2 separate regions of the Homo sapiens genome follow, and region 1 is linked to region 2. The links are chromatin contacts, found by Hi-C or POLR2A ChIA-PET in ENCODE. All regions are on one chromosome and are shown on one strand. Each heading gives the region's core, a stretch centred on a gene start or an enhancer-like site at or near the end of the contact. The rest is flanking DNA. Distances are from core to core; before and after follow the strand shown. Region 1 overlaps ARID4B (AT-rich interaction domain 4B). Region 2 holds the start of RBM34 (RNA binding motif protein 34).

Region 1 (4,069 bases), core at 598-3,097, 110 kb before region 2:
CTCAGCAACTAATAGAATCTCCATTTAGTGTGAGGTAGTATGGAAGGAATGGCCAAGAAAAGCCATTTAGTGCCACCATTAAAATCCTGAAAGATGCTGGGCAAGGTCATCAGGAGAAAAATGTAAAACAAAACCAATGAAACACACACACACACACACACACACACACACACACACACACACACACAATATAAGGCATTAAAAATGGTCTCATTTACATTATTATTATTATTTTTTTTTTTTTTTGAGACGGAGTCTCGCTGTCGCCCAGGCTGGAGTGCAGTGGCGGGATCTCGGCTCACTGCAAGCTCCGCCTCCCGGGTTCACGCCATTCTCCTGCCTCAGCCTCCCGAGTAGCTGGGATTACAGGCGTGCGCCACCATGCCAGGCTAATTTTGTATTTTTAGTAGAGACCGGGTTTCACTATGTTGGTCAGGCTGGTCTTGAACTTCTGACCTCAGGTGATCTACCCTTCTCAGCCTCCCATAGTGCTGGGATTACACTGCACCCAGCCTCTAAAATCTTTTTTAAATTTTAGAGAGAGAGTCTCTCTCTGCCACCCAAACTGAAGTGCAGTGGCACGATCATGTCTTGTTGCACCTTTGGCCTCCTGAGCTCAAGTGATCTTCTCACCTCAGCCCCCTGAATGGTTGGGACCATAGGCGTGTGCCACTGAGCCCAGATAATTTTTTTATTTTTTATAGAGCCATGTCTTCCTTTGTTGCTCAGGGTTTTTCTTGGCAAAAGCATATTGCCAGAACATATCTTTTTTTTTTTTTTTTCGGAGATGGTGTTTTGCTCCATCACCTAGGCTTGATTGCAGTGCACAATCTCGACTCACTGCAATCTCCACCTCCCGGGTTCAAGCGATTCTCCTGCCTCAGCCTCCCGAGTAGCTGGGATTACAGGCACCCGCTACCACTCCCAGCTAATTTTTTGTATTTTTAGTAGAGATGAGGTTTCACCATGTTGGCCAGGCTGGTCTCAAACTCCTGACTTCAGGTGATCCCCCCTGCTTCGGCCTCCCAAAGTGCTGGGATTATAGGCATGAGCCACCGCGCCTGGCCAACATCTCTTTTTTAAGAGAAATAACTTGTAATTTCTTTCTTTCCTTTTTTAAAGAGACAGGGTCTTGCTGTGTCTCCCAGACTGGAGTGCAGTGGTGTGATCATAGCTCAATACAGCCTTGAACTTCTGGGCTCAAGCAATCCTACTGCCTCAGCCTCACAAGTAGCTAGGACTACAGATGTGCACCACCATGACAATTAGTATTCTTGCTTTATTTTTTCTTTTTATTTGATAAGAAGTTTATAACTTTGAAAAATATGAGTAGAAATGTAAGAGTCTGTTGAAGATGTAAACTATTGTTTTTTAAAAAGTGTAAATATATTTTTAATAAGATTGTAGGGCCAGACGCATCTGGTAAGGGCTTAAAAGCTGATTTTTAAAAATTGATAGCCAGAGGTTATATCTTACTAATGTTTGCTAATGCTACTAATTAGCGTTAGTTTGCTAATGCTACTAATGTTATAATAATGATCTGATGACCTCAAATAGCTTTTCAAAAAAAAAATCTTTTTTTTTTTTTTTTTGCTTCGTATGTTCACATTTCATTATTTCTTACTGGTCAAGATTTTTTTTCTTTTTTTGAAAGTCTCTGTCTGTCACCTAGGCTGGAGTGCAATGGTGTGATCACAGCTTGCTGCAGCCTCTACTCCCCAGGCTCAAGTGATCCTTCTGCCTCAGCCCCCTCACTAGCTAGGAGCCACAGGTGTGTGCTACCACGCCTGGCTAAGTTTTTGATATTTTGTAGAGATGAGGTTTTGCCGTGTTGTCCCGGCTGGTCTTGAACTCCTGGGCTCAAGCAGTCCTCCCACCTTGGCCTTCCAGCGTGTTGGGATTACAGGCGTGAGCCACTGTGCCCAGCCCAGGATTTTTGTATATTTTGACAGTTTAGCTTAAAAATGTAAACTGGAATTGGTTTAATATTTGTCTAGATGTGATCTAAGTTCTGAATATCCCAGGGCATTGTGGGTGCTCAATTAATGTTTGTGGAATTGTAACTGTATTTGATATTATTTCTATTTTGATAATAGGCATCTGATGGGTTTAATTAAAGCTATTTTGGTTATGGGTAATAGAACCCATTTCAGGTGATGAAAAGCAGAAAAGAGAATCTATTATAAGGGTACAGAGCATCTCATGGTACCCAAAGAGGGGAACTCCAGTTTGGCTTGAGGAGGCAGTTGGAAAGCTAGCAGGAACTAAGGCTAGCTATTCTCTCAGTCACTCAGAGAACCCACAGTTTCTTATGTGCACTTTTTCCCCCTCTGCATCTGTTTTATTTCTTACTTCCTCTCAGCAGACTGGTTTTCTCTACTTCTCCCTGTGCATGCCAGAAAATGGCTACCATAGGCTGCATCACATCCTTTCTCTACCGGCTAATTGGTTAACCTAGCTTTAACTTCATAGCAGAGTAAAACCGATCGGCCCAGTTTGGATCAGGTGGCTAGCAGTCTAATGAATTACTTGTTGGCAAAGCATATTGCCAGAACATATCTCTTTGTTAAGAGAAATAACTTGTAATTGATACTTGTCATGTTAGTGACTTAGTCTTTGTAAAGCTGTGTGGGCTTCTTTGTCGTAAAAATTTGGTCATCTGTAAGATAGTTTGTCCTTATTTTACTTATTAAAATATGATTTGTTGGGTCCCTCATATGTGCATAGTCATTGAATAGGCAGAGCGGTCTGCGCGCGTGCACACACACACACACACACACACACACACAAAATTAGGCCTAGTGTTGGATTTTCCTACTCTTACCATTGTGCCTGTTTTTAGTATGCATTTGATTTAGCACATGATAATCATAATTCAAAGATAAGTCTGCAGCAGACTTAACATTTATATATAGAGTGTTTTTAAGGCAGAAGGTATTATTTACCCTCTTTTTAGAAGTGGAGAAACTGAGAATCAGGGAGTAAAAATCAGTCAACTAATAGGTTGCAGATCGTAGCCATAGCTGAGTTGAGATATTCTTTACACAAATTATGGCCTTATTCTTCTATATCCTTTTACCTCTATGTGAGTGTATATCAAACTGGACTTCTCCGAAATTCTCTTTGGCCTAGTTTGCAAGTTCTCTGTGTAGAATAAAAAATTACATTTTTAATTGATTATTTTTATCAAGTAATACATGCAAATGACACTAAATTCAAAAGGTATATACTTTATTATTGTTTTATCTTGAGTTTCTTCCATTTCATTTCATACAGAGAGCTAAAAAGATTTAATATAAACATTTTCTGGGTCATTTGTACATCTGGATAGCAGAGAACTATTAGGTTGGTGCAAAAGTAATTGTGGTTTTGCAATTACTTTTATTTTTATTTATTTATTTATTATTTTTGAGTCGGAGTCTCACTGTCACCCAGGCTGGAGTGCAGTGGTGTAATCTCAGCTCACTGCAACCTCCACCTCCCGGGCTCAAGTGATTCTCTCTGCCTCAACCTCCCAAGTAGCCTCCCAAGCCACCACCACGCCCAGCTAATTTTTTTTTTTTGTATTTTAGTAGCTTTTTTGTATTTCACCATGTTGCCCAGAGTGGTCTTGAACTCTTGAGCTCAGGTGATCCACCTGCCTTGGCCTCCCAAAGTGCTGGGATTACAGGTGTGAGCCACTGTGCCTGGCATGCAATTACTTTTAATGGCAAAGACCACAATTAGTTTTGCACCAAACTAGTATAATTTCAGTTTCTGCAATTACTTTTTATGTTTTACAACCAGCGTTCATAGTGAGTAGTATTACTTCGCTTGTTGCAGGTTTGATTATAAAACAACGGAGATGGAGTTCACAGTAAGTGATATGTTCCTACATCATGAGGCAACATTGATCTCTCCAGCAAAGGTTTTGTACTAGTTTACATAGGGAAAAGTGGTGGGAGAATTGATTCGTTACACTGTGCTCAATATTAAAAGCATGCTAGTCCAAAGTAGTCTGTGCCATATTTGTGTTTTGAGTGTGTAGTTGTAGCAGAATATCATCCATCATATTGAATTAATGTTCTTA
Region 2 (4,183 bases), core at 827-3,326:
AAGATCAAGATTATGGGAAACCAAAATAAGGGGCCCAGTAATCAAAACCCAGGGCCGAGCAGTTGAATATTGTGGATTTTTTTCATAAATTTCTCTGAAGGGGGAAGTAAAAGTCACATATATTCCCAGTCAACTTGGTTGAGTAGCTTTCAAAAAGCTTAGGCTGTCCCCAAAAGACTCAAAGTCAAATCCTGGCTGGATGCAGTGGCTCACGCCTGTAATTCCAACCCTTTGGGAGGCCAAGGCAGGAGGACTGCTCAAGCTCAGGAGTTCAAGACCGGCCTGGGAAACACAGTGAAACCCCAATCTCTATTTAAAAAAAAAAAAAAAAAAAAAGGCCAGGCGCGGTGGCTCACACCTGTACTCCCAGCACTTTGGGAGGCTGAGGTGGGCGGATCACAAGGTCAGGGGTTCGAGACCAGCCTGGCTAACATGGTGAAACCCGGTCTCTACTAAAAAAATACAAAAATTAGCTGGGCATGGTGGCATGCACCTGTAATCCCAGCTACTTGGGAGGCTGAGGCAGGAGACTCACTTGAACCCGGGAGGCGGAGGTTGCAGTGAGCTGAGATCGCGCCACTGCAGTCCAGCCTGGGCGACAGAGCGAGACTCTGTCTCCAAAAAAAAAAAAAAAATTAGCTGGGCATGGTGCTGCTGCTTGCAGTTCCAGCTACTCCGTGGTGGGAGGATGGCTTGAGCCCAGGAAGTCAAGGCTGCAGTGCGCCGTGATCTCACCACTACACTCCAGTCTGGGTGACAGAGCAACACCTTGTCTGAAAGAAAATAAGAACAAAGTCAAATCCTATTTTGCCACTCAAACTATTGGATGATTTAACTAGTAATCTTTTATTACCCTGAGAGTCAATTTAACAAATATTCACTATGTACAGCTAATAGAGACACAGCATACATGATGAATAAAACATAATCCTTACTGTCTTGCCTTTACATCTAAAGAGACTGTAACTAACACTAAAGCAGACCAAAAATGATTATAGTAAGTACCATGGGGGCTTGGGAAAATATCCCTATTGTAAATAGCAAAGAATTTTTTTTTTTTTTTTTTTGAGCCAGGGTCTGCCGCTTAGGCTGGAGTGTAGTGATGCGATCACAGCTTACTGCAGCCTCGACCTTCCAGGGCTCAAGGGATCCTCTTGCCCGAGCCTCTCAAAGTGCTGGGACTACAGGCGCCGAGCGCGAAGGTGCCCGTCTAATTTCTTTTCTGTAGAGAATAAGTCTCGCTAGATCGACCAGGCTGGTTCAAACTCCTAGTCCTCACGCAATCCTCCCACTTCGGCCTCCAAATGTGTTAGGATTACAGGCGAGCCACCGCACCTGGCTGCAAAGAAATACTAAGTTAGACAGTATCTGAGGTAGGCCTTGAAGGATGGACATTATTTTGCAGAAGGGGAAAGAGGAGGGCAATTACAACAGAGGGGACAGGAATAACAACTGTAGAGGCAGTGGAGAAAGCAGGCTAGAATGTCAGGGGCTGGAGGGAGATGAGTCTGGGAAGACGGGCTGAGAACACCTTGAAGCGTTTTGAATGCCAAGTATCTACTTTTCCAGGTAGAATAGCAGGTCCGCATTACAATCTTTCGAATTGTATGTTGACGTGACTCGTTAGAGTTGTGGTTTTTATTTTGGAATAATGTCATGTTTCAGACAAGTTGCAAGAAGAGTACAAAGAATTCCTTTGTACTCTTCACAGCGATTAGCAAATTGTAAACACCCCACTGCGTTCACCCCTAACCGCATTTCTTGCCAAACCTCCCTCCCTCCTTTTCAACAAGTCAGTATTCTACGTGTTTCTCTCTCGGCTTGGGTGGACACCCCGCTCCTAGCCTGGCTGATTCTTCACACTGCAGGCTTCAACCACTCCCAGAAGACGTCCTTCACTCCCAAAATGAGGCTTTTCTGAAACGGCGAGGACCACCAACCGACGGCGACAAACCTGCTCCCTCACCCAGCGCCTCCCTTCGCCGCCGCCCGGCGGCCGACTGCCGGAGGGGAGGGGGCGTGGCCAGAGAGCGGAAGTGCCCGGAACCCGGAAGTGCGAGCTGGCGCGCAGCTGCAGTCTGGGAGTCTTTGGAGTAAGAATGGCCTTGGAAGGGATGAGCAAACGGAAGAGAAAGAGAAGTGTCCAGGAGGGGTGAGTGGCGCGCGGCACGAGTACCTGGGGAGGGATGTTGTACGTTCCCTCGTGCTGGCGAAGCGGTGGTGCGTGGCGTGGCTGAGTTTCTGTCGTCCATTTCTAGAGAGAATCCTGACGACGGCGTTCGCGGGAGTCCGCCGGAAGACTACAGGCTTGGACAGGTCGCCAGTAGCTTATTTCGCGGCGAACACCATTCCAGAGGTGGCACCGGTCGGCTGGCGTCCCTCTTCAGTTCTCTGGAGCCCCAGATTCAACCCGTGTACGTGCCTGTGCCTAAAGTAAGTCACTGGGCTTTCTTCCCGAATAGCTCGTTAGAACCACTTACATACAAAGCAATCTTCTTACCTACCGCGTGAAGCGTGATTTCTAAAGGGGGCAGACAGGATTCATTTTAAGTAACCTTTCATGACTCTTACATACCAGTGAGAGAGAAGAGATTCTCATTTAGAAAGACTGAATTATGGCTTAGGGTCAGAATTCTAGAAGTATGGGGTCTCAAATATAACTTCAAACTTTTAAAAAGCAAACCATCAAAAAAACGAAACGGAATGAGGAGGAAGAAAGTACATCCCAGATTGAAAGACCACTTTCGCAAGAACCTGCCAAAAAAGTGAAAGCGAAGAAGAAACACACTAACGCAGAAAAAAAGTTGGCAGACAGGTTGGTAAAATTCTCTTATTTGATGTTAAAGAAATTAGATGGTAAATTAACATTCCTATACTTGGAATATTCGTCAGTTTTATTTCATATTTCTACTTTCTTTCAAAACTTTTATTATGGAAAATCCAGTACATATAGAAAAGTTGAAAAGGCTAAGAAACCCCGTGTACTCAGCATCAGCAATTACTAATATTTGGCTAACCTTTTTGTATTTTTACCCCACTCATATACCCCCTCATTATTTGTTTTTGTTTGTTTTGAGATGGAGTCTTGATGCCACGCCCAGGCTGCAGTAGAGTGCAGTGATCTCAGCTCACTGCAACCTCCGCTTCCCAGGTTCAAGCGATTCTCCTGCCTCGGCCCTGAGTAGGTGGGACTACAGGCCTGCGTCACCATGCCCAGCTAATTTTTGTATTTTTAGTGGAGACAGGGTTTCACCATGTTGGCCAGGCAGGTCTGGAACTCCTGACCTCAAGCGATCTGCCCACCTCGGCCTCCGAAAGTGTTGAGATTACAGGTGTGAGCCACCTCGCCCAGCTACCACCTCATTATTTGGAAGCAAAATGAAAATTTATGTTTCATCTATAAATATTTCAGCATGTATATAAAAGAATTTGGTTTGCGTTTCTTTTTTTTTTTTTGAGACGGAGTTTTGCTCTTTTTGTCCAGACTGGAGTGCAGTGGCCTGATCTCAGCTCACTGCAACCTCCACCTCCCGGGTTTAAGTGATTTTTCCTGCCTCAGGCCTCCCGTGGAGCTGAGATTACAGGTGCCACCATGCCCGGTTAATTTTTTGTGTTTTTAGTAGAGACAGAGTTTCATCATGTTGGCCAGGTTGGTCTTGAACTCCTGACCTCAGGTGATCCACCCACCTCAGCCTCCTAAAGTGCAGGGATTATAGGCATGAGCCACTGCACCTGGCCTGGTTTGCTTTTTAAAAAAAAAATTTTTTTTTTTTTTTTTGAGCTGGAGTCTCACTCTGTCGCCAAGGCTGGAGTGCAGTGGCGCAATCTTGACTCACTGCAACCTCCGCCTCCTGGGTTCAAGTGATTCTTCTGCCTCAGCCTACTGAGCAGCTGGGACTATGGGCGCGCCATCACACCCAGCTGATTTTTGTATTCTTAGTAGAGACGGGGTGTCACCATATTGACCAGTCTGGTCTCGAACTCTTGACCTCATGATCCACTTGCCTCCGCCTCCCAAGGTGCTGGGATTACATACGTGAGCCATCACACCTGGCCGAGTTTGGTGTTCTTAAATTTATTCATTTCCCTCATTAACTTTTTTTTTTTTTTTTTGAGACAAGGTCTGGCTCTGTCACCCAGGTTGGAGTGCAGTGGTGCGATTGCGGCTCACTGCAATCTTTGC

What was found. Hi-C counts contacts between places; a loop is a spot of excess contacts on that map. ChIA-PET counts read pairs that join two places held with the same protein, here RNA polymerase II (POLR2A). Pooled maps may share reads with other maps.
Region 1: a pooled map shows a loop between it and region 2 (4-fold over the local background). The contact joins the enhancer-like site here to the promoter of RBM34 in region 2. A Hi-C loop is called at or near these places in 2 of 50 pooled maps. POLR2A ChIA-PET finds 5 or more read pairs at or near these places in 10 of 52 experiments (CD4-positive, alpha-beta memory T cell, CD8-positive, alpha-beta memory T cell, GM12878 and 7 more).

What each region holds. Positions count from the first base shown.
Region 1 is chr1:235,273,714-235,277,782 of GRCh38, reverse strand. All of the region lies in intron 2 of ARID4B (AT-rich interaction domain 4B), which reads left to right. Among named protein-coding and RNA genes, the nearest start is that of ARID4B, 52 kb to the left of the region's middle. Within about 2 kb of position 1,847, at least 7 of the 41 ENCODE cell types and tissues checked have a DNase peak (open chromatin) inside an H3K27ac peak, as active enhancers do; they include GM12878 and OCI-LY7, where a contact is called at or near this core.
Region 2 is chr1:235,159,143-235,163,325 of GRCh38, reverse strand. It overlaps RBM34 (RNA binding motif protein 34), which reads left to right and starts at 2,076. Exons shown (of 11, transcript NM_015014.4): 1 at 2,076-2,152; 2 at 2,259-2,433; 3 at 2,679-2,815. The coding sequence starts at 2,100. RefSeq lists enhancers at 1,742-1,921, 1,623-2,822, 3,109-3,713.